Regions from separate parts of the Homo sapiens genome. Here region 1 is linked to region 2. Evidence: chromatin loops called from intact Hi-C (ENCODE). Cell type or tissue: PC-3. All regions are shown on one strand. Links, peaks and the distances in the headings refer to the core of each region. The heading gives the core; the rest is flanking DNA.

What was found. Peaks named below come from ENCODE experiments on the same cell type or tissue, not always from the same donor. Only the 100,000 strongest peaks of a DNase experiment are listed, where the experiment ranks them.
Region 1: a loop joins it to region 2, with 1.8 times the contacts of the local background. A loop is called at or near these places in 2 of 110 quality-filtered maps.

The regions. Positions count from the first base shown.
Region 1 is chr11:126,032,807-126,049,463 of GRCh38, reverse strand. The region is part of intron 1 of CDON (cell adhesion associated, oncogene regulated); the gene reads left to right. Among named protein-coding and RNA genes, the nearest start is that of CDON, 22 kb to the left of the region's middle. In PC-3, for the core only: no CTCF peak of the experiment used is centred there; DNase peaks (open chromatin) are centred at 9,353 and 9,803; H3K4me3 peaks cover 409 bases; H3K27ac peaks cover 473 bases.
Region 2 is chr11:125,975,397-125,992,053 of GRCh38, reverse strand. It overlaps CDON (cell adhesion associated, oncogene regulated), which reads left to right. Exons shown (of 20, transcript NM_001378964.1): 15 at 2,295-2,417; 16 at 7,961-8,182; 17 at 10,725-11,005; 18 at 13,671-13,750. Among named protein-coding and RNA genes, the nearest start is that of VSIG10L2, 38 kb to the right of the region's middle. In PC-3, for the core only: no CTCF peak of the experiment used is centred there; a DNase peak (open chromatin) is centred at 7,873.

The DNA of each region.
Region 1 (16,657 bases), core at 5,011-13,010, 57 kb before region 2:
AGTTGTAATAGCAGTGGAGTGCAGCTCCCAGTAAGAGGTGTGAGGCTGTTTATTTTCACTCTGGAGATGTATATACTACAGAAGGAAAACTCTGGCCTTGCTTAACCTAAGCAAGTCATTACTTATCTACGATCTGTCAAGCAATTTGATTAAGGTTGACAGAGCTCATATAATATCAGAACCAGGCCCTCTTAATGATTGATGATGCTTGTCTGTAAGTTTTTCTTTTTTTAATTTGAAAAGAGAAAAATTGAACAAGAAAGACTACTTGTTCAGATCTCTAAATGCCCAGTATAAACTGTCTGTAGTATTTTTATCTATAGTGAGCAATATGCATTAATTTGTATGCTGTTTTTTAGGTTATAATTAAATGGCTTAAAAATAATAATTTTTCAGGTCTGCAGGTTAACTTGGCTTTTAAAGAATTAAATTGGGCTGGGCGCGGTGGCTCACGCCTGTTGGCTCACGCCTGTTGGCTCACGCCTGTAATCCCAGCATTTTGGAAGGCCGAGGTGGGCGGATCACCTGAGATTGGGAGTTTGAGACCAGCCTGACCAACATGGAGAAACTCCGTCTCTACTAAAAATACAAAATTAGCCAGGTGTGGTGGCGCATGCCTGTAATCCCAGCTACTTGGGAGGTTGAGGCAGGAGAATTGCTTGAACCTGGGAGGCATAGGTGGCAGTGAGCTGAGACTGCCACATTGCATTCCAGCCTGGGCAACAAGAGTGAAACTCCATCTCAGAAAAGAAAAAAAAAATAACTAAATTGTTGAAATTTTAGAGAACCTGCTTCATATCTTAGTATCTTTCTTAACATGGTTTTCTTTGATGCTATATATTCTTTATGTAGTAGAATTTTTTAACCTGCAGGAAATTTTCCTCTTCATTCTCTAATGAAATTGAATTATTTGGAAGTCTTTGGCTTTAACTTAAGGGATTTTTGACGCTTTGCCTTCTAACTATAAAATATGATTTGGATGATTGTAATAGCATATCTGGGGTGTTGAACGTTGCTGCTGACCTCTTTGCTCGAGTGTTCCTTATCTCATTCCCATTACCAACAGATTAATACAATGTGTGATGGGAATGTGCCAAGTGTTCTTGGCAACACTGTAAATCATTAGTCTACACTGTTGAGTCCAACTGAAGAAGACCATTTCTTTTCTTTTTTTTTTTTTTGAGACAGAGTCTCACTCTGTTGCACAGGCTGGAGTGCAGTGGTGCGATGTCGGCTCACTGCAAACTCCACCTCCCAGGGCTCAAGCGATTCTCATGCCTCAGCCTCCCAATTAGAGTAGCTGGGACTACAGGTGTGTGCCACCATGCCTGGCTAATTTTTGTATTTTTAGTAAAGACGAGGTTTCTCCATGTTGGCCAGGCTGGTCTTGAACTTCCGACCTCAAGTGATCCACCTGCCTCAGCCTCCCAAAGTGCTGGGATTACAGGCAGGAGCCACCACGACGGCTGAAGACCATTTCTTGATTTTTATCATTTATGTCATTCACGTACTACTCTCTGGAAGTAGATATGGGATTGAAAGACATCCACATCCTTATTTTATATAAACGTAGCATGTAGAATTTGTAGATTAATGAAATGATTGAATTTAGAATGAATTTGTGTTACATAAATGGGAGCTTTAACCTAGGCATTTTTGGGCAGTGTATTATAGCAGTTTAGACTAGGGTAGGTCCTGGAGTCAGAGAGCCTGGAGTCAAAGCCAGGCTCCACCATATTCTAGTGATGTGAGCCCTCTGTGCCTTGATTTCCCCATCTCTATATGGTGGTCCATGGGGCTATGGGATCATCCCATTTAGTCTTTACAGGCAAAATGAGGACACAATAGCTTGGGCTAGTGATTGGCACTTGCTAGGTACTTACTGCATGCGAGCAGTTGCTGTTGCTGTTCTGTTGTTCTGTTTGAGATGGAGTGCTTTTATTGACAAAATGTGATCTTATTGTGGTACAGGTTACTGAGAGACTGTCAAATCAAAATCAAATGAGTAGGATTAAAATTGAAGGAGCTCTTGCCGTGGGAGTAACTAGAATTGATTGTATGTGCTTGGGTTCGTGAGGACATGGCTCCTGGGAAAGAGAGCAGTTAGGGGAGTGCTGTAATAGGTAATGGTGAAAGTTTGGGTAAATTCCTGTATGTTCAAGCAACTGAACACCATCTTGATTTTCTTGCTTTAAATTTTCAATTTTGTTACTCTCCCTTTCCCCCTCCATCTCCTGAAGCTCAATGTAAACATTCTTCAGTTTAATACCAGGTAAATAACACTGATTTTTATAAGAGATGTACTTCATACCTAGCTTTACTAGGCTAGGTATGAAGCAAGGGATAGCTAAAAGCAAGGGGATAGCTATTGTTAGAATTCTTTGCTAACTTTACTGGTAATAGTTTTCTCCCAAAAGTATGAATGTTGTCATCGATGGGAAATCCCATTACTTCCTGGAATTTTCAGATGTATACTTAAATACTGAGCATGATTGTTACATCTGTTCTTTCAGGTTTCCTACTTTTCTTTTGGGCTTACATGTGTTTGGAGCAGATAAACACTTAACTGTGATTGGCAGTATTAAAACCACCAGTAAAGTACCATCCTCAAGGTGCCTCACAGAAAGAAATAGAGTAGAAGTGGGGTCACCAGAGCAGAGATTTGCCTGGAGATAGACCAGTGTGCATACTGTCAGCCCCACCCAGACACTCCCGTTTTGTTTCTAGCTGGCCAGGATAAGTACAGTGGAAGTTGACCTCAAGTGGCCATTGAAGATTGGGATTTAGTAATGGAGGGGGATCCAAAAAACTGGAGCCAGAAGGTGTTGTAGAATCGGAAAATGACAAGGGGGGCCACCGTCGCCCTTTTTCAGCTGGCTCTTGCCTTTCTGTCTTCAGCAGTGACAGTAACAATGCTTCAGAAAGTAGATGCTTGTCTTAAATATTTTTAAAAATATTATTTAGATAAGTCTCGAGAATCTCATTCTTTTCTTTGACCCCACAGATTGGTCTAATTACTGAATTTTTGTCACTGGTCTACAGGTCTTCAGAGCAGCACAGTAATTTTTGTAGCGATATTGAACATGTATGCAGGAGAAAACATTGTACCACAGCTCTAGAAATGCCTGGACTTTACGATACTCTGTGGGTCCCCTAAAATAGAGGATAAGTTTATTGCATTGCATTTATAGAATTTTATGAGGGTAATGGTCTTCATGGCTAGGGTAGCATTTATAAGATTCTTATAACTTTTTTGATTCTAGGGAATGGGAATCTTGTATTTGAAACTACAATTCTTATCCTACCATCCCAATACCATTCTTAGTCCAGATTTGTGAAGATGTGTGATCAAGGAAACAGCTATGTGTTTGGCTAGTTGTAATGCCGTTTCAGTGAATATGTCTTAATTGAGATGATAATATTCTGTATTTTGCTAAAAAGGGGCTAGCACTTAACCTTGAATGTGACTTTTTTTTGTTTTTGTTTTTTTTTTAGGACGGAGTTTCGCTCTTGTTGCCCAGGCTGGAGTGCAGTGGCGTGATCCTGGCTCACCGCATTCTCTGCCTCCCACATTTAAGCAATTATCCTGCCTCAGCCTCCAAAGTAGCTGGGATTACAGGCATGTGCCACCACGCCCGGCTAATTTTGTATTTTTAGTAGAGATGGGGTTTCTCTGTGTTGGTCAGGCTGGTCTCAAACTCCCAGCCTCAGGTGATCTGCCCACCTGGGCCTCCCAAAGTGCTGGGATTACAGGGGTGAGCCACTGTGCCCAGCCGAATGTGTGACTTTTTTGAAAAGGAAAAATTATTATAAAATCCTAATGTTGATTAAATAATTCTTATTTTTAATCTCATATAATTATTTATAAAATAAACTAAATGGAAACATCTTATAAAACTAAAACGAATTTCCAAAGTAAATACTGGCTCCAAAATCAACACAATTCAAAAATTTAAAATAATATTTTAAAAACGTTTAGATTGCTATTGTTATGTTTAATGATTGAGAACTATTTTTGTTTATTTTATATTTCCTTTGTCTGTTTTTTGATTCTTTTGATATTAAGCATGATTACCATTATTTTTTCTTTTTAACAATTTTCCCACAAATTTAAGTGCTTTAAACATTTTAAATTATTGGCCGGGCGTGCTGGCTCACGCCTGTAATCCCAGCATTTTGGGAGGCTGAGGCAGCCGGATCACGAGGTCAAGAGATCGAGACCATCCTGGCCAACATGGTGAAACTCCGTCTCTACTAAAAATACAAAAAAATTAACTGGACATGGTGGCGCGTGCCTGTAATCCCAGCTACTCGGGAGGCTGAGGCAGGAGAATCGCTTGCACCCTGGAGGCGGAGGTTGCAGTGAGCCGAGATTGCACCACTGCACTCCAGCCTGGGCGACGGAGCAAGACTCCGTCTCTCTCTCTATATATATATTTTAAATTATTATAGGTACCTAATAGTTGTATGTGTTTATGTAGTACATGTAATGTTTTGACGAAGGCATAACAGTGTGTAATGATCAAATCAGGGTAATTAGGTTTTCTTTGTGTTAGGAACATTTCAATTCCACTCTTTTAGTTATTTAAAAATATACAATAAATTATTGGTAACTGTAGTCACCCTGTTGTAATACTGAATACTAGATTTTATTCATTCTATCTAATTATTTTTGTACCCATTAGCCATCCCCACTTTATCCCCACCTCCCTGCTGCCCTTCTGAGCCTCTGGTAACCATCATCCTATTCTCTGTCTCCCTGAGTTCAATTTTAAAAAATTTTTAGCTCCCACATATGAATGAGAACATGTGAAATTTGTCTTCCTGTGCCTGGCTTATTTCACTTATCATAATGTCCTCTGATGCCATCCATGTTTTTGCAAATGACAAGATTTCATTCTTTTTATGGCTGAATAGTATTCCATTTTGTGTATATACTACATTTTCTTTATCCATTCATCCGTTGATGGACACTTAGGTTGATTCTATATTTTGGCAATTGTGAATAGTGCTGTGATAAACGTGGGGATGCAGATATCCCTTTGATATATTATACTGATTTCTTTTCTTTTGGATATATATCCAGCAGTGTCATTGCTAGATCTTACCGTAGTCTGTTAACAGTGAATTTGTTTTTAACAATCCATTATTTTGCAGGGCAGCCACTTTAAAAGTACTCCCCGATATATAATACCAAAGTATGAAGAAAACCCATTCAATGAAAACTTTTTGTTATGTATTAATAATTACTTTTTGTTGATGAACCATATTAACATGGGATCTGTGCAGTATGTGTGTTCCTGCTTTGTGTAAGGTCGTTTCCTATGTCGTGCTTTTCAAGTTTGGCACACCAGTGCTGCCATGAACCGGAAGATAAATCTCCCACGTTTCTTTTTACCTGTTTCAAACTTTGTTTGTACAGCATTCTATAATGTCATGTGGCCTTCAGATGTCATCTCTGTGATCCAAAAATGCAAATGCACCTGGGCACTGAAATTTTGGGACCTGTCTTTGGTTGATGTTCCGGACTTCGCTGGATCAAATTATCACCATAATTTATTGATCAGCAATGCATAACCACAGTGACCTTTTTTTTCAGTCAATTTCATACCTCCTGAAATCCATCCGCAGATTAGAATAGAACTAAAACCTGGTAAGTTTGAGAATCTTCCAGAATGACACATGGCCATCGATTCACACTGAAGTGAGTGGATGTAAGCGCAACTGTGTACTCAAGGCCTTTCTTTTGCTTAGGAAGCTGTGTATGGCGCGGGAAGGCTTAGGCCTGGGGTTGCCCTGGGTGCAAACCTCACCCTGTCTTTATTTGCTGTGGTCCCTTGGGGAGGCTATCTGAGTGTTCTTTGTTTTCTCATTTGTAAAATGGAAATAATACCTATCCTTAAGTTTGTTTGAGGATTGGTAACAATGTCACTGGTAGAGGGTCCTGACTGCAAGTTGTCCAGGTTCTGGGCATTTTGAACAAAGGATTGGACAAAACGCCCAGCAAAGCAAAGAAAGAATGAAGCAACAAAAGAACGAAAGTAGGGATTTACTGAAAACGAAAGTACACTCCACAGTGTGGGAGTGGGCCAAGCAGCGGCTCAAGGGCCCGGATACAGAATCTTCTTGGGTTCAAATACCCCCTAGAAGTTTCCTGTTGGCCACTTCATGCTCATCTCATGTCAGTTAAGTGGTAGCCTGCAATCGGTCTGATTGTTTGCAGGAAGGAGCCAACCAGAGGCCCAAGTGAAGTTACAAAGGTAACACTCCTGTGCAAACATCTGATTGGTTGCTTTTTGCAAAGTTATACTTCTGTGCAAACGAAGACTCAGCCCACAATCAGTCTGATTTGTTGCGGACAGCCAGTTTCCCACCTGCCATGCAGAAAAGGTCAAAGCGAGTAGCCTCTGGTTCTTTTGTTACTTAGGTGTCGAAAGTTAGGATTTTCCTTTCAATTTAGTTCTAGGAAGTCGGTGTGAAACAGCCTTAGGTTCCCTGCCTCCAGACCCTATTCTCCTGCCTCAATAATGTATGTAAAATCGGCCAGGCGAGGTGGCTCACGCCTGTAATCCTAGCACTTTGGGAGGCCGAGGCAGGTGGATTGCCCGAGCTTAGGAGTTCGAGACCAGCCTTCGCAACACGGTGAAACCCGGTCTCTACTAAAATACAAAAAAAGAAGCCGAGCATGGCAGCGTGTGCTTGTAATCCCAGCTACTTTGGAGGCTGAGGCAGGAGAATCACTTGAACTGGGGAGGCGGAGGTTGTAGTGAACTGAGATTGTGCCATTGCACTCTAGCCTGGACAGCAGAGCGAGACTCCCGTCTCAAAAATAAAACTAAAGTAAATAAATAAAATCTTTGAACCATAAACTTAATAATTAGTAGTTATAAACCTAATAATTGGTAGCTGTTATTATTCTTTGAATAATCTCATAAACCACTTGTTCAATAGGATGCATAAAAAAAATATATGTTTCTGCACAATCCAGTTCTTGTCTGCTTTGTGGAAGAAAGAGGCTGGGGTGGATTAGATTATCAGAATTATTTGGCAAGATTTTTCATACTGCATGTGTCCCACCTTCTTGCCACTTACAGGTGACCCACAATTACCACTGGGAATGTGGCATAACTGCTGTGCTGAGGCAGAAAAATGAGTACTGTTGACTAAAAACAGTTGAGTCTTTCTTGGGCAGCTCTGATTTAAGTACTTGTACAATATTTTAAAATCCTAATCTTATAATTGCGTATGAAGATGAATTTATGTAAATAAATCAGCAAATTGGCCGGGCTTGGTGGCTCACGCCTGTAATCCCAGCACTTTGGGAGGCCGAGGCAGGCAGATCACCTAAGGTCGGGAGTTCGAGACAAGCCTGACCAACATGGAGAAACACCGTTTCTACTAAAAATACAAAATTAGCTGGGCGTGGTGGCTCATGCCTGTAATTCCAGCTACTCAGGAGGCTGAGGCAGGAGAATCGCTTGAACCTGGGAGGCAGAAGTTGTGGTGAGCCGAGATCACGCCATTGCACTCCAGCCTGGGCAACAAGAGCGAAACTCTGTCTCAAAAAAAATAAATCAGCAAATTGATATTGCCTAATATTGACAGGGAACAACTCACATGCAAGCTGGATTAACCTCACGTGTATGTGTAGGTTAAATTAGCATTGTGGCAGACTGTTTAAAAAGTGTATTGACTTTCCTTACATATTTACCAAATTTAAGACTTAAAAAGTGTTGGCAAGAGGCGGGATAGATTGACCTGATGGTTTTAAGAAGATTTATTAAACTATTTGTGGTTTGACCCAGTTAGTTTGTCCACTACTGTTAAAATCTACTTAAAATTTATCCTAAGAAGTTATCCTATTTAGTACTAGCATTATGTGGTAGAATTTTGTTTTAACATAGTTTGCTATTACGTGATTTTGACTATACAGAAGTTCATATGTTGTAGGAAGCCCAACTATGTTCAGTAAAAACCTGACAGTTTAGCCAGTAATGCCCATCTGTGTCATAAGTGTGTGAAGAGAGTCTGTTGTGTTTGTTTTGGCTACAGATCCTTAGAGCATCCTAAATGTAGAGATTTCCATTTACCCACAGTTGGTCATATGCCTTTTAGAGCTTTTAAGATCATAATGTTTTTGCAGCCCACCAAGTCATTTCTATTTGTGAACAAAATAATAGTGCCTTTGGTGTTGTTTGTGGTCTTTTTCCCTTAGGTTTAAAGGGACCCTTTTGTTAAACTATTTTAATTTTTGCCCTTTTTTTTTTTTTTTTTTAGACAGTCTCACTCTGTCGCCCGGGCTGGAGTGCAGTGGCACGATCTCGGCACACTGCAACCTCCTCTGCCTCCCAGGTTCAAGTGATTCTCCTGCCTCAGCCTCCTGAGTAGCTGGGATTACAGGCGTGCACCACCACGCCTGGCTAATTTTTGTATTTTTAGTGGAGACGGGTTTTCACCATGTTGGTCAGGCTGGTCTGGAACTCCTGACCTTGTGATCCGCCCGCCTCGGCCTCCTAAAGTGCTGGGATTACAGGCGTGAGCCACTGTGCCCAGCCTGCCCATGTTTTTACTGTAGCGCTGCACCATGCTCTTGGTTAGTCGCCTTGACTTTAGTACCTTTTTTTTTTTTTTTTTTTTTTTTTTTTTTTTGAGACGGAGTCTTTCTCTGTTGCCCGAGCTGGAGTGCAGTGGCACCATCTCGGCTCACTGCCAGCTCCGCCTCCCGGGTTCACGCCATTCTCCTGCCTCAGCCTCCCAAGTAGCTGGGACTACAGGCGCCGGCCACCAGGCCCGGATAATTTTTTGTATTTTTAGTAGAGACGGGGTTTCACCGTGTTAGCCAGGATGGTCTCGATCTCCTGACCTTGTGATCCGCCCACCTCGGCCTCCCAAAGTGCTGGGATTATAGGCGTGAGCCACCGCGCCCGGCCTTTAGTACCTATTTTTAATTATATATCCTATAATCACTTTTTAAAAATTGTTGTAGTAAAACATAAGTCATTGTGGTTGTTAAGTAACTTCATAATTCCCAGAAAACATTGCTGAGTTTCTCACAGTGTAAGTTCTTTCATTTATCACAATTTACTAAGCACTCATTTTGTGCAAGGTATTTCCCAGGTGGTGTCTGTACAGTGATGAGCAAAATAGACAAGGTCCCGTTTCTTATGGAACTGACAAACTAGTGGTTAATCTAGTTCCTCTAGAAATTTTTTAAAAAGTTATTTTTTAGAGCAATTTTAGATTCACGGCAAAACTGAGTGGAAGGTACAGGGATATCCCATATACCCCCCGGCCCTCTGTTCCCAAAGACCTTTTTTGCATTTATGTGACCTGTGAGTAAGCTAGTCTAGCTCTTTTACTTATTTATTTATTTATTTGAGTATAGTGAGTCAGGTAGGATCATCTGCTCTGTCCGTTCATGACCCTTCCTTGGCTATGATTTTTACACAGGGGAAATCAGATTAAAATGAAAGTGAAGGCCATAAGTGCGGAAGGAAAACAGTTTTAAAACATGATGTTGGAGAGCAGTGTGCTGAGAGCGAGCAAGGGGGCAATGGGGGGTTTCGAGTGGAATGTAGGGCTGCTTGTGATAAGGGTCCTGCCTCTGAGACATCAGCTTCCCAGCAAGGTCTAAGAGTTCGGCTTATTTTGGAGGGGAAGCTTAAGAAGACAGGGATGGGACTCTGAGACACATTGGGTCTTTTTGAGTGGCAGAAACCTGTCACTGCTGAGAAGAGTGATAATGCTGCTTTAGGGAGACCATTGGCTGACACTGAGGATGAAGAGCTGAGGAATACCTGCGTTTACAGATGACTCAGCCTGTTTCATAGCCAAATGTGTGGTGTTGAGCAGTTGTAGTATAATCCTACTGATTTAAGACAGTGAAAATGTTAAGTCTCTAGATTAGTTGTTTTTTGACACTGATCTTTGAACCAGCATGATCTTTAATGAAGGTTTTATATTCGTCTGGAGTGAAATGAGAAGCAGCTAACCAAAAAACTTAAGCTGCATTTATACTGAAATTACTTCTTGCTTACTACTTTGTTTTCTAATGAAATACCAATAGTAGATGGCAGTGACTAATTTTTAAAAAATGTTTTTAGGGCAGATTTTGGAAAGCTTACATAGGATATATAGCTGTTTTGTTTGTAAATTTTCTGTTTATTAAAATCCCAAAGTTTGGGAACCATTGCTATAGTTTCCATTGAGTAAAATGACCTATGTACAATTATCTGTCTTGGAAAATGGTTTCTGTGCTGTTTCTCATGCTAGATGCTTCTTCACCTGTAAGATTTATGCCCAAGTTTTTGTGATGCCTCAGTATCAAGTAGGGTTCTCTCTCTCCAGCCATAGACTTAAGTTGGCTTTTTATTCTTCTCCAACAGAAATGGAAATAGCTCTCTTCGTTTTAGGGGCACATTCATTGTTCCATGTACTGAGGTTAGGAGGCGAGTACCTAAAAGCCTCTGTCTATATAAAAGCTGCTTTGTTGATGTTTTATTAGTACTACTGTTGGCTCTTTTAATTAGTAATATGTTTTATTTGCACCCCGAGGCTGTTCAAGCAAAGAAGGTAATTTAAATCAACAAAATTATTTCTTATGTTTTGGAATACCTACACTTGCCATCTGATCCTTTACTCTTGAGGTACTTACTTATGTTGGCAGGGAAGCTAGGAAGAGAGAAAGATGTTTATGTGGAGTTATGAAACATCTTAAAACGTAAGTTCTTGGAACACTTTGCAACTAAATAGTTTTCAAATTGGAAATGCTCTTTGTTCATAACCAGAGATTCTTTTTTTTTTTTTATTTTGAGACGGAGTTTCGCTCCTGTTGCCCAGGCTGGAGTGCAGTGGGACAGTCTCCGCTCACTGCAACCTCTGCCTCCTGGGTTCAAGCGATTCTCCTGCCTCAGCGTCCCGAGTAGCTGGGATTACAGGTGCCCGCCACCATGCCCAGCTAATTTTTGTATTTTTAGTAGAGACACGTTTTCACCATGTTGGCCAGGCTGGTCTCGAACTCCTGACCTCAGGTGATCCTCCTGCCTCGGCCCCCCTAAGTGCTGGGATTGCAGGCGTGAGCCACCATGTCAAGCCTGAGATTCTTTTTTTAAGATAAATACTGAGTCTTCATGAGAAGACCTATCTCTTCTACTGTATACATATTTCTGACAGTCTTTCCAGAATTCTACAGATACCTCAATGATTGTTTGACAGTGGCTGTGACGTTCACAAAGTAAAGTTGGCTAGGGAAATTTCTGCAAATTCTTTACCTGAATGTAAAGTGAAAGGCCCGCCTCTCCAGGTTCTTAGAATGAAACTGAACTTCACGTCTCCTACTGTTTTTTTTCTTTTTAACTTAGCTTTTTGATTTTTTTGACTGAACATGAACAGTCTTTTTGCTTGCAAACTGAAGTGATGAACTTAAATGTTTAGAGCTGAAATTTTGTCGACTTTGGATATCTTTGCTGTTTTTTCCCCCTTTCCTCTTAGTGCAGTCATTTTTGGAGCCTGCCATAGATGAGGCAAAACTATAGTGTAAGATAAACTTTTAAGTGTTTGTGTGTTTTTTCATTTACACATAGCAGTTGTAAATATTTGTCATAGAATTCCAAAGCTGGAAAAAAACTGTGGAGTTTTTTTTCCTTTTGCAGACAGAACCTAAGCCATACTAAGTAAGTGTTCTGCCTATCATACTCTGGGAAAAGGAGATAAATCCATTTAGACTACCAACTGATAATTTTGTTTTAAATATATTGTTTTAGAAAATTAGGGATCCTGTCATGTTTTGAAACTTTTTTATACCAAAAAAGTTTTAAATTCAATTGCTTATGAATTGCTATACAAGAGTTGAAGATGTCAGAGATTGAGTGTTTTAAGAAATGAGGTCAAGGTCTCTGTTATTTTATTCTGCTTTATCCCCCACCCATATTTGTTCCCTAACTACTTTGAATATAGGTACTCAATATATTTTTGCTCTATAAATGAATGAAAAACTGCTCTTTGCAGTTTTAGGTTGTAGATTCCAACCCCACTCATAGTCTGTCCTTAGAAAATGGGTTGAATGGGCTGGGTGCAGTGGGTCACGCCTGTAATCCTAGCACTTTGGGAGGCTAAGGTGGGCAGAGCCCTTGAGATCAGAAGTTCAAGACCAGCCTGGCCAACGTGGTGAAACCCATCTCTACTAAAAATACAAAAATTAGCCGAGCATGGTGGTGCACACCTGTGGTCCAGCTACTCGGGAGGCTGAGGTGGGAGGATCGCCTGAACCCAGGGAGGTCAAGGCTGCAGTGAGCCATAATTGTGTCACTGCACTCCAGCCTGGGCAACAGAGAGAGACTCCATCTTCCAAAAAAAAAAAGAAAGAAAATGGGTTGAATGAAGAGATTTTAGAAAATTAAGGATCCATCCCCCAGCATTCTTATAATCCTCAGACTCAAATTAGTTATATGATGTTATATAAAGAATAAAGTTGTAGGCTGGGTATGGTGGCTCACATGCCTGTAATCCCAGCACTTTGGGCGGCTGAGGCAGGCAGATCGATTGAGGCCAGGAGTTTGAGACCAGCTTGGGCAACATGTGAGACCCTGTCTCTACAAAAAGTGGAAGAATCAGCTGGGCGTGATGGCTTGCGCCTGTGGTGCCAGCCACTTGGGAGGTTAAGGTGAGAGGATCACTTAAGCCCAGGAGGCAGAGGTTGCAGTGAGCCATGATTGCACCACTGCACTCCAGTCCGGGCAGCAGAGCGAGACCCTGTCTCAAAAAAACAACATGAGTAAAGTTGTACGTTTTAAGAAAACTCACTAAAAACAAAAGAAACCCTCATGTTGTGCACAGAAGTCCACAATGACAAGTCCTTCAAAGAAGAGTGAGGCCTACAAGGGTATATACAGGTAGAAATGTATTCTATAAACATAGGGTCTGTTATTGTTTGACTATGAAATATGAGTATAGTATAATACAAAAGCCTTAAGAACTATGCCAAGACTTATACATGAGAATTGTTTCTTTAAAGAAGCCAGTTACCTTGGGAAACTGCATATTTAATCTCTTGTTACTCTTGTTGTGCCAAGAAATTTGGAGTCCTTTTAAAATTACCTTTATTGCTTGTGGTACATTAAAGAAAGTGTTTGATGTTCTTGATTTTTTGGAAATTGATTTTTTGGAAATAGTCATTAATGAATAAATTGGGTCATAATGTTGGAGTTAAGACTATATGTGTTTAAAAATCAGATGTAATCATAATGAGAATATTCATGCCTGCTTTATACATTGATACCAAAAATAATTAATAAGGGATTATGTTTTGCACAGAGAAGCATCATTGGAATAAGTTTTATCTGGGTTCCAGGTTGGGTCTATCTGCGGCTGTGTTTTTTTAGTAGTATGTATACATATGTGTGTATTTATATGTGTGTGTATGTACCTTTTCTGTATCAGTGTCTGTGAATTATTTCTTTGACCATCCTGCCAGTGTTGTGTTACAATCTGGCCACTGCCGCTTCGTGCATGTGTGGCCTAGCAGAGTTGTTCCAACAAACTTTGCTTTATTTTTGATAGTCAGGCCGGACCTGATGCCAAAGGCCACTTCTCGGGCTTTTCTGCTTGGACTAAAACTTCATGCTATGTTGTGTTATGTTTACAAAGATATTGTGATCCTAATTGATTTGTTTTTCTATTTTCTAGTTTCATCAGGGCATTGTATCCTGATGGTTACTTTGGTTTTAACTGCCTGGCACTGATTTTGAGTTTTCAAGGGTGCAGGTTTTCCTGACATAGGCCAATTTGTGTTTTTACTTAATTTTAGACTTGTCAGTCAATTGGTGCCAATTATGTACTAACTGCATAGTAATCTGTGATTGACTTGTATGTCAGCTTATGAATGTGCTTGAAGAACCCCTTTATCAATGCACAGCCTCTCTTCCATGGTAGGATGACAGCTTTGATGAAGCTGTGTCTGACCTAATTCCCATTACCAGTTTGAACAAAGCAGGGGCTGATAAGAAATCTAGATTTCTTCCATTATTTTATGTGGCCAAGTTTAAAGATGGAATAAGGTACTTGGAAACTAGTATTAATATGTTCTAGGTCTCTAGGAAACTCGTAACTTGACGGTAAGATAATGTAAAAGTCATTGTGGCAGAGACCCAGTGTTCAGCCAGCGTTGATTCAAGTTTATTTGCAGCAAAGATCCTTTTCCAAGATTTGTTTTTTTCTTATCTGCCTTTTCAATGCTTGACTGTGTATATTTGAATAATGTACTTCATGGAAATGAGTTTCTCCTTGAGGATTTTTTCCTTGTTATTAAAATGGAATCTAAGCCAAACCCCATGAGGGTGAGTCTTTTGTAACTGCCAGGGAAACTCTTATACTTAGGTTAGTCCAGTGCATAAGTCAGTAGGGTCTAAGCAAAGCGCTGGACCTGTTAACAACTACGTTAATTATATTACCTAACACCTATATGGGGCACTTTTTCAAATGTTTCCATATTCCTCCTGCTCATCCTCCAGCAGAAGTTAGTCAAATGTGTGTCTACATCTTTGCAATAGCTAGTTCTTAGCAAACTTAGCTTTTAGCATTTGTTTTGTGGTTACCATAACGGTTATTTTTTCCCATAAAGCCAATTCCAGTGACAAACTTGAAAAGCTACCAAGTGCTGGATTTGTGGAAGTGTTGACTCCATGGGACTTGCAAAATAATCCCCTTGAAATTTTCTATATTTTGTCTTTTTAATAATCTCTCTCACGCTGCTTTTTAGAATTTCACCATTTGTATGCAGCTATGCTTTTAAATATTTATAATGCTCCTGTACAACCCACTGTGGATGCCAGGATTATCTTCACAATTCTTGGCTTCCTGTGCTCTAGTGGCAGGAAGAAATAGTCTCTTAGAAAGAGAGTGGAACAGGAACACTTGACTTTTTTTTTTAAACACACAAATATTGTGAATAGAACCTAACTGAGCTTTTGCCCCCTCTCCTTTGGTGTAATTAGGACCACATTGATTCCTGTTGCAGCTGGCAGCCCCTCACTGTTGCCTTTTTCTGCGTGTGACCCTTGATCTCAGTGACCTTTCCTGGGGTTCGTCCTGGGCCCTTTTCATTGTGTTGGAGCTGAAGAGGCTCATGTGGAGTTGATTATTTCTTTGCTCATTTGGCCTTTTTGGTGCCATAACTCCAAGTCACTTCCATTTTCTTCCTCTACTTTTGGCAGTCCACGGTGAAAGGAAATGCTTTCGCAGGCAGCAGGATCGTTTGTATGCTTGGCTGACTCGACTGAGACTTGGGAGAAGTGGGGGAAGGGTTGCGAAGTCTGTAGGTGTGAACTTTTTTTTTTTTAAGTTGATCTGAATGATTGCACGATCATTAATAAGTGCTTATAAAGTAAGTACTGTGGAAAGCTGCATTTCACACCCAGGGGCTTCATCCTGGCAGGAAGAGAGCACTCCCAGTGATTGGCAGGGGGCCTTGGTGTCTGAGATCCTGCAACTTTACTTTGATGAGATTTATATGTTCCTCCTATGGACTGGGAGTGATGCGGCAGGTCAGAAGATACATCATTGTTAATTGCACATGACTGCTTTAAGAAATTCTTAAGTTTCTAAAAGAACCCCCATACGCCCCAGAGAGTAGCATGCTATTAGATAGTATGTTTGTTGCGACTAGACTTGTAGCACTCTGTTTGCCTCTCCTTTCCTCCTGTAGAATCATGGAAGATGTATGCCAGCTGTTACTCTCATTTTGGGAGAACCCCTGTGGACAGCATGAAGACCGTCCCTAATCAAAGCCTTTAGTAAGCATGAAGGAATGTGTCTGATTACCCTACACTGTAGTACCTTGGAAAGGTATAACAGTGTGAAATGTGAAATTAAATCACATTAAGAAACTCATTTTTAAAGTCTGACTGTTTGACTCCATCCCTGGAATATCATTTCTGTCTTTTCCTTTTTTTTGCTTTAAAACTTTTTCATTAGTAGTATTGATAGTGTGGTTTATTTTGAATGAGGAGTTTCTGTCCCTTCAAGCATGATAGTTTTGGGATTCAGCCTGAGCCATAGTTCCGTGTGTCTGCTGTTGCCCACCAGAGTGTCATCTGCGACCCAAATCTCTTAAGAGCTTCAGGCTTCTTTCTGCTTGCCTGCCCAACCTTCCTTAGAACCCCACTTACCTCCAGCTCCTCTTGTTATCTCCACACCTTCAGACGCTCTCCATTCCCTCTACCACCTCAAACAGCAGCAGCAGACCACAGAAGACCCTGCTGCTCCCATCTCAGTAAATGCACATCATCCACTCACTCACTTGTCTGAGTCAGAAGTCTGGACAGCAGCCTCGATTCCTTATTTACAGTCACAGCAGTGGGGAAATAGAGCAGTGGACAGATGAATGGATTCCAAAGATGTCCTAGGTCCTAGTGGTCTATTCTTTTCCAGTCCAACTCATTCATTATCAAAGTCCTGTTGATCACAGGGCCTCACTCTGTCACCCAGGCTAGGAGTACAGTGGTGCGATCATAGCTCACTGCAGCCTCAACCTCCTGGGCTCCAGGGATCCTCCCACCTCATCCTCCCAAGTAGCTGGGACTACAGGTGTGCACCACCACACCTGGATAATTTTTGTATTTTTGGTAGAGATGGGATCTCCCTATGTTGCCCAGGCTGGTCT
Region 2 (16,657 bases), core at 4,827-12,826:
TCTCATCATCATCACCCTTCTTGGTTCTATGTTCTAGAAATATCCACTAATAAACAGTTTTCCAACTATATTCTCTAGTCAAATCTTTGAGCTTTTACAAAATTCTGTAATATGCATATTGAGCATGGAAGTTGGAAATTAAGAAGCTTTTATATCTAGTAGTAGTGTCTGCAAATGTGAGTTTTGCCTTAGGTTCACAGAGCACTTGTTTATAAATGTAACATACTGAGCAGTTAGATGTTTAAGTGGACTTCACTATGCTGTGTAATTTGCTTATTCTATATTTTCAAGTTTATGCATTTGAAATTCTTTTTGTAGCAGTTGGAAACTATTGGTCTGTTCTCCAAATCACAGGAACAGAAGTATTCATCCTTTGTACTTAAAGTTTTTTTTTTTTAAGTTTTAGATGACTTGTGAATTGACCCAAAATTTAAACTTTTGAAAATAAAATTAAAAGTCAAATTGTAAAAGAGTACAGTAAGAGAAGGACAATTAAGCTATCCTATTTTCTGAATTAGGTTCCACATTTAGATAAACTATAAATGTTTCCAGCACACCTGTGTTTTGGTGTTGAATATTTTTATCTTCTAAAGTTAAGTCAATTCCAAGTAAAATATCAGTCATTCTGATCTTTAAGTCTGTGTTTTGGTTTCTCTCTGAGGTAAAGCCTTACCTTTTCTAAAATATCCTTTGGGAAAATAATTGCCTATTAATCAAAGGATACATGCTGGTTGGTCAGTTTTAAACCTAATGATGTACTTAGTTGTCTTATTCATCAATGATCAGTAAAATTATTTCTCTTTGCTGATATTTCCTATAATTTTAGCCAGTGGAAGAATAACTATAACAATGGAATATTAATCTAACAAGATATGTATCATTTTAACTATTTTTCTCTTCTTAGTAACATATCAGAAGCCTAGTTTAATGCCATTTTTATGAACGCTATGAAAGGAAAACTTCAAATCTAGTGTAGTAATTATTCAAGAGAATATTTATAGTGTAGGTGAGTGTAGGGCTGGGTTGGGAAAGACCCAAGACTACAAAAAAAGAAGTTTTTTGGAAAGCCTTTGGATTTCAGAGACAGATCTATTCCATTTTCAACCAGTTTTGGAGTCAACATCTTTTGGGGGGTCCTTTTTACATTTATAAATGGGGCGTAGAACTCCTCACTTTTGAGCCTTTCAGAGACGATCCTAAAACAAGCAGATTTTCTTCCTTAAAAAACGCGGGTCTGTACAAGTGAAGGGTTTTGTACTGTTGACCTGAAAAGAGGCTTGTACTTTCAGATTGAAATATTTTTGTCTGTGTTCAGTTAGAAAGGAGTCTGGCGATATTGGTCCTGTTCAGCCAAGTAGATTTAACTTGCATGTGTGGTTTTGTTTTGCTTTTTTTCTCCCCCTTTAATTAATTCTTAAATCAGTTGGGGGTATACTTGAGTTCCTAAGAAACAGTGGAGACAGTCTGAAGAGATGTTTCCACAAGGGATTAAGGGTGCTTGAAGAGTTAATTTAATCTGGCAAAAGTGTCCCTGCTTATGAAAGATTGTCACAGGTCCATGGAAGTCAACATGAAGAGTGATTTCTACTGGAGTGTTCAGTTTAGGAGTGTTTCTAAATGAAATGTTGGCTGTGTGCCACGGATAACAGAATCATTCTGCTAGAGATACTTGTGTGGTTTGGAGATCTTGACTCAAAAGAAAAGCAGGAGTGGGGGTGGTGGCCAAGAGTTTCCCAGAGTAGATTTTGCTTTTTGGTGATCCTCAGCAGTTTATTCAGGCATTCGGTCATATGTCAGTTCACGTTGCATCCATGACAGTGGAATTGGGAGCTTTGCTAAGGCCATTCTTGTAACTGGTCAGTTGCTCTGGGTAGTGTACCTTTTGCTGGTCCCAAATGTCCTGTTGCTTTTTGGTGGGGGAACATGGATTGACTTGCTGGGTTAAGATAGGGATGAAAGGACTTGGGCTTTCTTTCCTATGCATGAAATTAACATGTATTTTATGAAAGACTCCCACTAATTATTTTTAGTGAAACAAGTATTATTGCCAACACACAGATATAGTTTTAGGTCAGTTTATCTCCTCTCTTTACCTTTTTTTCATGCCGTGTAATAGAAATGCTGTTTATCTGTGGTGCATTAGTCAAATACTTACTATTAAGTACATTTTTATTGCACAAACTACTGGATGGTAGTGGATGCTGCTCCAGCCTCATCCTGAAAACATTAACTAATTATATTGACATTATCATTTAGGCTGTATGATGTGTAAAGCCTTTTATTTTTCCTTTTAGGTTCAAAGCAGTGGCACATGATTGGCCACCTGCAGCCAGAAACCTCCTATGACATTAAAATGCAATGCTTCAATGAAGGAGGAGAAAGTGAATTTAGCAATGTGATGATCTGCGAGACTAAAGGTAGGAGAATTTTTGCTTTTCCCTGGACAGTGATAGAATTCCAACCCTGGATTACTGCTTCTGACTACTGATATATTCTGGGTTTTGTTTTGTCTTGTTTTGAGACACGGTCTCACTCTGTCACCCAGGCTGGAGTGCAGTGGTACAATCTCAACTCGCTGCAACCTCCACCTCCTGGGTTCAAGTGATTCTCATGACTCAGCCTCCCAAGTAGCTGGGGCTGCAGGTGCGCACCACCACGCCTGGCTAATTTTTGTAATTTTAGTAGAGATGGGGTTTCACCATGTTGGCCAAGCTGGTCTCGAACTCCTGGCCTCAGGTGATGTACCCACCTGGGCTTCCCAAAGTGCTAGGATTACAGGCGTGAGCCACCGTGCCTGGACATGACTATTGATGTATTTGCCTAAGGAAGTTTCTGCTTTGGACCATTTTCTAGGTGCATACACTTAGACTGTCCCAACAAATGTATAATATGTGGGCTAGAATGCTTGTTTAAAAAATAGTTTACATAATCATTAATCCTGTTCATTAGTTTCTGTGTGACTCTAAGTAAATCACCTCCCTTCCCTTTTCTTTATTTTTATTTTATTTTATTTTTTTTAGAGACGGCATCTCACTGTGTTGCCCAGGCTGGTCATGAACCCTTCCGTTTTTCTTTACAAAGATATTAGAAATATTTGTTGACTACTTTCTAGATTGCTGTGAGAATGAGAATACTAACAAAAGTTTAAGAATATTAAGGAGAAGTGCAACATATGTTAAAGGTGGTTTCTTGAATGACAGATATGTAACTTCTATCTACTTGTTTAATTAAGTGTAGTAAAGTTTAGAATTAGCAGTTGCTGATTCTAAATTGAACATTCTCAACTCTGCCTACATAGGTAGATTCACTGTCAAATGTTGCCGTCTTTAAGAAGAGAAGACACCACAGGGGAACAATAGAAATAGCTCATTAGATGTTTACGAGCAAAACCACTCGTCCACAGTCTCAGTTAATCTTCACAACAACTTTGAGAATACTGTCAACTGCAAGGAACACGACAATCTCCTCTCAGTAGGCTTCAACAGTGAGGAAATGTGTTATCCCCAAAATAAGCAGCCCAGAAGTAGGTAACTAACTCCAACGTTGTTAGTTCAGGAGGCTGAGACAGGAGAATCGCTTGAGCCTGGAAGGTAGAGGTTGCAGTGAGCCAAGATCGGGCCACTGCACTCCAGTCTGGGCGAGAGAGTGAGACCTTGTCTCAAAAGAAAAAAAAATTCATTTTTTTCTGTCTTTCCTGTTCGTCATGTTCCCATTGCCACCTTGGCTCTAAGACTAGCACTGCTGATAGCTCGCCACAGTTCTGGGCATCACCTTTAAAGTGTTATCATATCTGACCGTGTCTATTTTCAGGAACAAGGAAAATTTCCCCCAACGTCCTCTACTAGATCTTCCCACCAGTCTCATTAGCCACAATTCAGCCCCACACAGCCCCTAAACCATTGACCAGATTTATCCCAGAGTTCTGTGGGGTTGAGGTAGACACCCAAACAAAATTGGAGCTCTCGTAACATGATAAAGAAGGCTGTTGAGTGAGCTGGGCAGCCATCAGGGTCTCTACAGGTGATCTTATTATTCCTTTTTAAAAATGAGGACATGAAAAAGTACGTTTTTAAAAAATGAGGAAATGGAGGCTCCAAAAGATTGAATGATAAGCCAAGGCTTAGTTCCAGCTTTTAAACTCTAAACCATGTGTGTTTCTGCTGCAATACTCACATCTTAAGCCCATATTTAAACATATATCCATATACCTTTAGACTTACCTTGAATTTCATTTGTTTAGCATATATTTGAGTGCCTTTTTGGACCAGACGCTGTGATGTGTTCATGGGATACTTGGAGTAAAGTTAAATAAAAATGAAATTTATCATCTCTGTCCCCAGGACATTTAAGAATCTAGCCAGACAAAACATAAAACATTATAACTGTTATTTATAATAGTATAATAGTATAGCTGTGATTACAATAGTATACCTCATTTTCTGACATCAGTAGGGAATGAAAAGGTTCTACCTACAGACTTTCAGGTCAGTGGAAAACAAAAAACATCTTTGAAATGTTAACTATTCATATTGAATGACTTTTACGTAATTACATATTACATAATTCCCAGCCTGTTTACATGGAAGATCTCATGTGTACTTCAACCTTTAAAAAATGACTGTAGGTTCTTGTGAACAATGACGGTTTTATCTTGAGTAATTGAGGAAGGTTTTCAGGGATGACAGAGGCGCTGAAGCCTGGCCGTTTTCCCTTCCCACCGAAGATCAGAGACTGCTGTGATGTTTCTTTTAGTTCTTTGGCTTCTCTTTATGTTTTTCATCTCACCTTTCTTTTTTCAGGCTGTTAGCTGTCTCTTCCTATCAGTGTTAATGGATCTCACTCACCCTTCAGTGCAAGCCATCTGTCCTCAGTTTTTAACTTTAGCAAGGGGTTGGAAACCAGATCATGAAGCTTGGTAGAATTACAAATGAATTAAGAATAAAGAAAGAGTGATTAAACCTGATGGACTTCCCTAGGAGTAATCATGATCTTTAATATATGATACGGAATATCCATTGTGCCTCAGAAACTCTTTTGTTTTCTTTAGGGTTGACCAGGACATAGAATTGTATAATCTAACATACCACCTCAAGTAGAAATTTCCTTTAGCATCTCTGCCAAGTGTTCATCCAGCTTTCAATAAGAGAAAACACCTTCTCTTGAAAGATGACTTCTTTTCTCTTGAAAGATGACTTCTTTTCTCATTCCCAGCTCTGTTTTGTGTGGTTGATGCTGCTAGAAAATTGAACCCCAAGTTAATGTTTGTTGAATAGATTTTTTTTTTTTTTGAGATGGAGTCTCACTCTGTCGCCCAGGGCTGGAGTGCAGTGGTGTGATCTTGGCTCACTGCAATCTCTGCCTCCCAGGTTCAAGTTATTCTCCTGCCTCAGCCTCCCAAGTAGCTGGGACTACAGGCACATGCCACCAAGCCTGGCTAATTTTTTGTATTTTTAGTAGAGATGGGGTTTCACCGTGTTAGCCAGGATGGTCTCGATCTCCTGACCTCGTTATCCGCCCAGCTCCGCCTCCCAAAGTGCTGGGACTACAGGCGTGAGCCACTGCACCCAGCCAAGTAGATTTTTATTTTTAATTTTCTTTCCTGGTTTTTCCTCTTTTTTTTAAATTATACTTTTAAGTTCTAGGGTACATGTGCACAACGTGCAGGTTTGTTACATACATATACATGTGCCGTGTTGGTTTGCTATACCCATTAACTCATCATTCCTAATGCTACCCCTCCCACATCCCCTCCCCCCATGACAGGCCCCAGTGTGTGATGTTCCCCGCCCTGTGTCCGAGGGTTCTCATTGTTCAATTCCCACCTATGAGTGAGAACATGCAGTGTTTGGTTTTGCTCAGAATGATGGTTTCCAGCTTCATCCATGTCGCTACGAAGGACATGAACTCATCCTTTTCATGGCTGCATAGTATTCCATGGTGTATATGTGCCACATTTTCTTAATCCAGTCTATCATTAGTGGACATTTGGGTCAGTTCCAAGTCTTTGCTATTGTGAATAGTGCCGCACTAAACATACGTGTGCATGTGTCTTTATAGTAGAATGATTTATAATCCTTTGGGTATATACCCAGTAATGGGATTGCTGGGTCAAATGGTATTTCTATTTCTAGATCCTTGAGTAATCGCCACACTGTCTTCCAGAATGGTTGAACTAGTTTACACTTCCACCAACAGTGTAAAAGCATTCCTATTTCTCCACATCCTCTCCAGCACCTGTTGTTTGCTGACTTTTTAATGATCGCCATTCTAACTGGTGTGAGATGGTATCTCATTGTGGTTTTGATTTGCATTTCTTTGATGACCAGAGATGATGAGCATTTTTTCATGTGTCTGTTCAACTGAGTAGATTTTTAAAAAGCTGCTTTGCTTCTGTGGTTTGTTGGCACCATAACAGGAGATTCGGTATAATAAGCAATAATAACAGCAGAATTGATTGACCACCACTCTGAGCCAGGCTCTAAGTGCTTTCCATGGCTTAACTCATTTACCCTTCATTACCACTAGATAATTGACAGAGCTCTTACTAATATCCCCATTTCAAAATGTAAAAACTAGCTAGGCACGGTGGCTTACGCCTGTAATCCTAGCACTTTGAGAGGCCAAGGCGGGCGGATCACTTGAGGTCATCAGGAGTTTGAGACCAGCCTGGCCAATATGTTGAGACCCTGTCTGTACTAAAAATATCAAAAAAATTATCCGTGCGTGGGGGCACATGTGTGTAATCCCAGCTACCTGGGAGGCTGAGGCAGGAGAATCGCTGGAACCTGGGAGACGGGGCTGCAATGAGCTGAGATCACACCATTGCACTCCAGCCTGGGCGACAGGGTGAGACTTTGTCTCAAAAAATAAAAAATAAATAAAAACTGAGGTTTTGGAGGTAAAAATCATACAGCTAATGATAAGTGGAGGTGAGGTGTAAACATAGGCTGTGTGCTTCCAGAGACTGGCACCAACCACTTTGCTCTACTGCTTTTCTGTGACATTTAGAGACTTAAGAACATATGATTTGGGAATGAGAGAATGAGGTTTGAGTCCCACCTGTTACTAGCTTTCGTTATCGCTATTACCCAGAACACCGATGAACCGGGTAAAAGTACTGCACCTACACGGGCTCCAAAGTCTTTGTTTTTGGAATGCTTAATACTATGTGTGAGGTTTTGGAATGTCATTTTTCTAGTAGTCCAAAGCTATAACTTCTAATATTGGTAGTGAATTTTATATACATGGTAGAAGCATAAAATATGTAATCCTGAGTCTTGTTTAGCTCAAAGTGTATCTGACAGAAAGGAGTTTTTGTTCCATCCATAAGTAGAAATACTTTTTTTTTTTTTTTTTTGAGACAGAATCTCACTCTGTCTTCCAGGTTGAAGTGCAGTGGCGTGATCTGGGCTCACTGCAACCTCCTTCTCCCGGCTTCAAGCAATTCTCCTGCCTCAGCCTCCCCAGTAGCTGGGATTACAGGCACCCACCGCCACGCCCAGCTAATTTTTGTATTTTTAGTAGACACGGGGTTTCCCTGTGTTGCTCAGGCCGTTCGCAAACTCCTGAGCTCAGACAGTCTGCTCACCTCGGCCTCCCAAAGTGCTGGGATTACAGGCGTGAGCCACCACGCCCGGCCTAAGTGGAAACACTTTTATTTCAACTCTGGGAGTTTTCTCCAAGTACAGTTAAGCAGATAATCATATAGCAGTTTGGATTAGACCAAGTGCATATGTTCCTTTGCCTTTAGGATTTCTCTAAAGTTTGTGGACTAAAACTTTGGCACATCAAGTTTTTAAACTTTGGAGCCCTCTTTGTGACTCATTGGTGGTCAGGTCATCTCAGTAACAAGAGTAAACAGACTGGCTTGCATTCCTAACCAGACCTCCTTCAGAGAGTAAACCATTTCATGGAGTCTGTATTCACTCTGACATCATGTTTTCCTTTATATTTCAACTAGTGAAACGTGTTCCTGGAGCTTCTGAATATCCTGTCAAAGACTTGAGTACCCCTCCAAATTCTTTGGGAAGTGGAGGAAATGTGGGGCCTGCAACCAGCCCTGCCAGAAGCAGTGACATGTTATATCTGATCGTTGGCTGTGTGCTGGGCGTCATGGTCCTCATTCTGATGGTTTTCATTGCAATGTGCCTGTGGAAGAATCGCCAGCAGAATACCATACAAAGTAAGTCACTCATAAATATCTCCTTCTCTTTTTCTAAAGGTGGGTAGACAAATATTGTCAGAATAAATATTGATTTCTAACACTGTTGTATATTAGTGTCATGGTATGAAACACATTAGATACTCTTCATTCAGAGGAGATGACTTTAAAACTGTTCTAGCTGTCAGCCAGAGTAAGTGGAGCATCAAATTAAATTGCCCAGCAGACATAAACACCAAAGCCAAAACTAAGCAGGTCTCTAAGTAAATAGCTGACTTATTGCTGGGAAACTCCGGCTTTGTTGGACCACCAAAGAGGACGCATATTTGAAGCCTGAGCTCTGGAATTGCTGTAGGAACACCTTTACACTGGTACAGAGCTTGTCAACAGGGAATAGAAAAGCCATGATGGAAAGCAGGTAGTGAAAACTTGTCTAAGTCACTGTCACTGAATGACACTTCACCGATGAGGATAACGCAGCCCTGTTTCTGTACCTGATGGACTCAAGACTGCTCCAGCATGGCGTCCTCTCCCTGGAGTGTGTCTAGGAATACGTGTGCTTGAACATCGATGATGGCCCTGCTTTGAAATAACAGTGAAGTAACCTAGAACCCCCTTTCTCTTTTCTCTTCCTTCAGTTCTCTTCACCTCACTGTCCTACTTTTCCTGTTATCTCAGCTATTATAAAATAGGGTAATCAAATCAAGCAGAGAGTTTAGTCTTTGGTGGGAGGAAGTTTTTTGGTTTCCCCTTTGGCTCCAGAATAAGGAAATGAAAGAAAAGTGAGGGAGGACCCCAGCAGGCACTTCCAGTGGCTGTTAGCCAGTTCTCACGCATGCTCCCCTTTTAGTTACCAGTTCTGGGGGAAGAAAGTACTCTGTTTGTATTGAATGATGCCTTCCAAGAGATAGGGGGAGAGATGGTGGCTGCATCAGGCTGAAATGGATGGTGATCATTTGATTTTCTAAGTGGTTTTAATGCCATCGCCTTTAATTGTGTGAGTGCGTGTTGAATCATGAAAAGAGAAGTATTAATCTGAAAGGGATGGTGATCATTTGATTTTCTAAATGGTTTTAATGCCATTGCCTTTAATTGTGTGAGTGCGTGTTGAATCATTAAAAGAGAACATTAATCTGGTCGTCCCAGCCATATTAATCAGATTAAAGTCATCCTACTTTGTGACCTGATAATGTTTAAAAATGGAAAATTCTCATGGTGGTGTTCATTCAGTCATTTATTCAAAAGATAATCATCGTCTTCTGTATACCAGGCACTGTTCTGGACAGTGGAGATGTAATGGTAAATAAAATAAACACCACCTCTGCCCTCTCAAAGTGTGTAGCTTAGTGAGACCACAAGCAGGTGTACTGAGACTACACACCTGGGCGAGAGCACACAGTAATGTGGGCAGCTAAGGAAAGGAGGGACACCTAATCCAGCCTTGGCAAGCTCTCCTACCTTCGAAGAATTTATCCAGACTCCAACAACAAATCCTGTACAGTTTGGACACTCTAGTTTCTAAGAGATACTTTACTTTTTCTAAATATATCTGGTAGATGTGCCTCTGGAAATCAGTTTTGAGGCAGTCATTTGTATGCTTTTAATAGAAGAAAATAGAAGGCTGGGCGGAGTGGCTCACGCCTGTAATCATAGCACTTTGGGAAGCCGAGGTGGGCGGATCACGAGGTCAGGAGATCGAAACCAACCTGGCTAGCACGGTGAAACCCTGTCTCTACTAAAAATACAAAGAATTAGCCGGATGTGGTGGCACGCACAAGCTACTTGGGAGGTTGAAGCAGGAGAATTGCTTGAACCCGGGAGGCAGAGGTTGCAGTGAGCCAAGATCACGCCATTGCACTCCAGCCTGGGCAACAAGAGCGAAACTCCATCTCAAAAAAAAAAAAAAAAAAAAAAAAAAAAAAGAAAATAGAATCACTTTTTGCCTTTGGTACTCCACACCTTCCAAATTGGCTGTAATGACTAAGGAGCTATATGAATGATCAGTGACTGTATATACAACTCCATCCTTTTACTTAACAGAGTTGTTTATTGCTACTTGAAATACCCCACCTAAAGCTAGTCTTTTGTTGTCATTTTATGCAGTTTTTTTCAGCACTTAGAAGTATAATATATAGGAGTTTAAGCACTTTTTCCTAGTATTGCCAGTACTCTGATAGTTTCAGCTTGCCCAATATATTCATTCTCTTTTGAGTAATTTCTCCCTAGGTGATTTTTCTTCCCGTTAACAGAATCATAATTAACTCAGAGTTCACAGCTATCTCTACACTCTATGGAAAATAATAGCAGTAACTTTATTAAAGCATGTCTTACAAGTAGGCTTTAAGTGAACATTTTAAAAATGTTTTTATTTTAGTCTATTTGTAGTTTCGTAGGGGTTTTATCTGTAAGACCTTCTCAGCAAGAAGATTGTCCTTTTTAGTGTCTTACTGTGTGCGTGTGTGCGTGTGTGCGTATGTGCATGTGTGCATGCGTGTGTGCGTATGTGCATGTGTGCGTGCGTGTGTGTGTGTGCGTGTGTGTCTTTTTTGTTCTCTTTTAACAGAATATGACCCACCAGGATATCTCTACCAAGGATCAGATATGAACGGGCAGATGGTGGACTACACCACTCTCTCAGGAGCAAGTCAGATAAATGGAAATGTTCACGGAGGCTTCCTAACCAATGGCGGTCTCAGCAGTGGCTATTCCCACCTTCACCATAAGGTCCCCAATGCAGTCAATGGAATTGTGAATGGGAGCCTAAATGGAGGGCTTTACTCCGGGCACAGCAACTCTCTAACCAGGACACACGTGGATTTTGAACATCCTCATCATCTAGTGAATGTAAGAGACCTAACTATAAATAAAAGCCCCTCTGTCCCTCAGGGTGCCAAGTACTAGAACAGGGACAGCATGCTTGGCTTTGTTCAGTATAGAAACCTCACAAGTTTCCTCGAATGGAAACAGCATGGATCACTGGCAGCCCTTTGATCCAGAGTAGTCTTTGTAAGTTGTTTTCTATTGCCAGGTAATAGTTATGTTCATCAGTTTAGTTTCATTTTAAAATTATTTAACACTGAAAGTGGAATACCAGCAGTGAACAGACTGGAAGTTGTTCTTTAGATGAAATGGAAATACCAAATACTTTAAATTTGATTTATCGAGAGCAGGGTCTTGAAAATGCAAATGCCGAAAAGAGTCAGGCAGATCAGGAAATTGTGGGAGTGAGATGGTAGCACTGGAGGCGATGGCCACCTGGAGAGCACAGACAGTGTCTTCAGGAAGCAGCCGCGGTTTGACACTTACAGTCGTCATGGACTGAGGGCGCAGTGTTGCCAAATTTTCTGATTTTTCAAAACCTCTGTAAATCCAAGTGAAATTGACAGATTTTTACATGCTGGCACCTAATTCAAATTTTTGAAAACATACGTAGGCCATGCCAAACATCTCTGCAGGCCACCGGGTTGTGACTTCTGACCTTTCATGGGCTTCTTTTGTTTGTTTTGCCCAATATGTTTTGTTGTTGTGGCTGGTAAGCTTTTTACATTTTACAATGTTAGTATTCTTTAGCCACACAAAGAGTGATAAACCCTTAAGACAACCTTATTTCAGAGATAACTAGTTGATAGCGTTTAATTTTTGAAATGGTAGTAGAATGACTAGCATATTTTAGACTTACGTGGGGTTCTCTGCACTAGAAAGTTTGATTTATGACATTGTTTGGATGCACATCTATATTACTTTTGATCAAATAGATAATTTGTTTAATTGATGGAATTAAGCATTCAGTTTTTGTCATTGTTCTGATTACAAATAAATTTACCATGACCCACAATGTGCTACAATTTGAAGAAGCTTAGAGTTTTTTTTCCCCCCATCTTCAGTTTATTAAAGATTTATTAAAATCTATTTGGAGAACAAAACTAATATATACTCATATTTTAAAGCTAGAAATTGAATAGCTTTTATGTGACCTAGCTTTTGTATGTTGTGGAAGAAATATTAATTTGCTTTAATGCATCTCATTACTAAAAGAGAATCATGATTTCACTATTTTGTGTGGAAAGATACAGCATGTATTCAGACTTTCTAAGCTTTTTTGGTCACCATTCCTAGTCCAAACTACTACCATTGTCCAAGAAAACTGAAGGAGAGAGCATTAACATTTGAATAGCACACACTGTTTCCATAAGAAGAAAACATAAGGCCCATGTTCGCTTTAGTGTTTGAACACGGAACCTTGGGTTTTTTGAACAATGAATTTCTATTTAAATAATAGGTGCCCCATTTGGTGTACAATGTCAGAAGTTATCTGTGATTCTAAATTATTCGTTTTCTTACTTTTCTGGGTGGGGGAAATAGAGAAATTTTAACAGTGTTAGTGACCCTAAAAATCATTGCACTAACTTCAACGTGTTGAGGGATTCAGAGAATCCGTAAGTCACAACGTTACCCTGCAGGTTGTGAACTTCATTTTCTGAGCCTTTCAGGTTTTCCCTCAGATGGAATATAGTATAGGAGAGTTCTTTCTCTCGATATGTTCTTAATAATTCCTGTTGCTGGTTGGATCAGAAACACTGAAGGAAATTTTCAGGACTTTTGGTTTGCTTAGATTCTGGCTACTGTTATGAAATGAATGGAAATGGAAAGTATTCTAGGAAAAACAATTGCCTGAACTTTTCCTAACCTTGAAGGCCTGCTTTGGGTTTGGGTGCAGTGTGACAGCCTCTCCCACCTTTTATCAAATTCAGTTCTGCTGTTTTTCTTCTGAAAGCAGAATTCTGCCTCTGACTATCAGGCTAGTTTAATTTTTAACTTCATTTTTGAAGAACCTTGCTGTCTGTCAAGTGAACATTTTACAATGAGGTATGTGTTAATCTGGGCATTTTTCTTAATTGCTGGGCAGTTTCCGCCAAAAGCAACATCCAAATATTAACACACCCCCTCCAAGTCATTGCTGGCTGAAGATCTACTCCATCTGGAAAAATATAGCATGCTTTAAAACTTAGCGTTGTCAAGTGAACAGACCTAATTGAAATAATTACAGGAAAATGAAGATGAGTTTATCATGTGACATCATCTACACAGGTTTTACACCCTGTTTCTCCAACTGGTATCACATGAAATTCTTCCCTGACTGCCAAGAAAGGGAAAATGAATGGAGGCTATAACATATAATGTATTTTGAGCCCACTAGATTTGAAGGGAAGTGACTAAACTTTTCCCTTCATTTATTTACCTTTGTCTAGTACAGAAATACGTAGGAAAACATGGCAGTGAAGTTTTTGGAATACAGTTAAATCTAATGCAGAACTCTCATTCACTCCTTTGTGAATATGGGTCAGTGATATTCACAATGACGTTGCTCTGGGAGTTGGTTAGAATATACTGTGTGCCCATTTATGGTTGACATGGCTCATGTGTATTTGTGATTATTTGGCTACTGGTCTGTGAGTACCTTCAGCATTCCTTCTTCTTTTCTTTTTCTCTGACACTCCTTCCTGTCCAGGGTGGTGGAATGTACACGGCCGTGCCTCAGATTGACCCTCTGGAGTGTGTTAACTGCCGAAATTGTCGAAACAACAATAGGTATGTTAATAATGTGTCTGCACAAGCTGTTGTGAATAAGGCATATGCATCCTTTTATTTTTCCCTTCAGCAAAGAAAGTTCTTGGAATTTTACCTAGGATATAAAGTTCAGGATTTGCAATCTTAAATTTAAAGCTGTTACTAATTTTTTGCCTCTGCTTTCCAATTTTTGTCTTTTTGTGCCTCGGTTTCTTCAGCTATATAGAAACCATCTTAAAGGCTCTATTTGTCACTGAAATATTATTATAAGGCTTAATGTTTTTGAAAATTTTAAATTAGAGTCATTCTCTGTTATAAAGACTTTATCTTTTCTCACCTTTTATTTTCTACTCTATGTTATGGGATGTTATGAGGATGAATGACAGTGTTTCTGAGTGTTGGGGGGAGGGGGGAACCCTCTGTATATAGTAATTTTTTTCACAGTAATGTTACTGAAATTTTCCTACCAGATTATCCAGTGTTTTTTTTTAATTCTTAAAATCTTAAGAAAATTAAGCAGCAAACCCTTGCTTTGAATTTTGTGTTTTAATTTTAAAAGTGGTATGTACTCACAATATTTCAAACAAGATAGAAATATGGAGAGCAATGTGCATTTAACACATAGGATACTCGGCACACTTTCCTACGACCTCTCTCTATGGTAATCCCAAGGATTACCAAGCTTTTTGTTGTATTAAAGTTGTTTCAGAAATCTTAGTTCTTTCTTTTACATAATGATGTTATTGAATTACATGGTGTCAAAAGTCCTTCCTTCTCAGTCCTAAAACTCTACAACCAAAAAGATTATGTCATAGTTAGTACATAAAATAACTGGAGTATGGGTGGGAGTTTAGATATTTTATTATTGAAATGATGTTTGACCTATATATTTAAAATGGATTAACAGGTTAAGAGTTGTCTCTGGGAGTTATTGAAACCAGAACTTGAAGAAGGATCAGGCCAACCATCAAATTAAAAATACGTTGTTCCAGCCTGTGTTTTGAGAGTTGCAGAACAAAAGCAACAGAGCTTCTTGGAGATTGTTTGTTATCATTTACTTAACCCATTTCAGGGTGTCTATAAAAGAGCCATCTGCTTCTTTTATGTACTAAGGTTTGCTTGTTACGTATTTAAATTCTATATGACCCTGGTTTTGCAAATGTTCATAACATTGAAACCACATTTTTGTCTTGAGCTTTTCATGGACTTTACCGTAGTTTGTTAGGCAACGTGCTAAAGACCTGGTAAAGGTGGTTCATGTACCTGGCGAGTAATCAGACGGATTTAGTTACAAGTGGTCTTGCTTAAAATTTTAACGTGTTTTCTTTTGTGGTTCTTGGTCATCAGCAGATCTTGGTTCTCCTGGACAATAGAATGGTATAACGACAGGATCTCTGGTCTAAGAATAAGTAGACCTGGGCTGTGACATAGCTTAAACCTGTGATCTTGCGAAAGTAACGTAATGTTTCTGAAGCTATTTCCTTAACTAAAAAGGGGAAAATTGTCCTAGGTAATGTAAGATTGCTCCCAACATAATCTGACGGTAGTCTCTGGCAATTTCCTGCCAATCATGTCTTTTTGATGAAGTATCATCTTAATATCAAGAATGCATCCCATTTCCTTAGAAGGACTTATATGACCTCTGCCATTTAAATGACCTTGGCTTTGTGGCTATTTGTATGTGTAGTGTGTGTGTGTGTGTGTGTTTGTGTGTGTGTGTGCATGTGTGTGTATGTAGTATTTTAGTATTTTCAAGTTTTTATTATACAGTTTTTTTTTCCTTTAAGACAATGAACAATTGTATTTCTATTAATTTTCAAGTTAATGACTTACTACATTTCATGTGTGTGGGTTTTACTGTTATCTGGGAATTTAGGTGAATTCTCTTCAGCTTGGAACACCAGATTCTTTTTCTTCCTGGTTTCAATTTTCTTCCTCATGAGAATCTGCCTGTTTAGTGCAAGTCTTTACTTGCCTGCATTGCCTTCAAGGTTAGCCAGTGTCTCACCTGGCTCCCAGGAGCAACTGTATGATTTTGACACTCAATAATTGGACAGATAAGTATCAATAAGTACCTACCTTCAGCTCTAGAAAATTTGAATTATTAAATTTAAAGATTTTAAGTCTTTTCACTTTGGAATTGAGAACAGGTATCTCCTCTTAAGATCTTACAAATGACAAAATTTGTAAAAAGCTGTGAATGCCGAAAGGTAGATGATACGTGGTTTACTCTCAAAATATAGAAAATTATAGTCAATTTATGCTTTTAGAATATCGACATTGTTACTATGAATGAGTTTGCATTTCTGAATATCAGCTGAAATAGTGTAAACATAAAAAGAAGCGTGATTTCAGTTAAGTTATATGAGGGCTATCAAGTGGGCCTCATATGATTTTTGGCTGTTCAGTCAAACAAAACAAAACAAACATTTACTGAGCACTACCCAGGCTCTGGACTAGGTTCTGAGGTGTTTCCCCGTAGAAGGAATGTAAGAACAGTCATGGACGTAGAAAGGATAATGTTTACATAAGAATGAATAGGCGACTTCAGTGGTTCTCAAACTTTAGCGTGCATCACTTGAAACACTTAATAAAAACGCACATTACTAGGCTCTACTCCCACTCCTATTCTTAGACCAGAGTTTCCCATTCAGCAGGTCTAGGGTGGGGCCTGAGAATTTGCATTTCTAATGAGTTCGCAGATGGTACTGATGCCCATGGTCCTGGGACCATGCTTTGAGAACCGCTGGAATAATTTGATCGGCTGTGAAGTGCAACTAGAGAATAGTAGGATATTGAAATTGGACAACTGGACTGAGTTTATATAGTGGATAACCCTGAATGTGAAGGTTTAGTAGTTTATTTAATAAACAAGTCCTATTACTTAATAATAGTCCTATTAAATATTATTTATTAAATAAGCAAGTT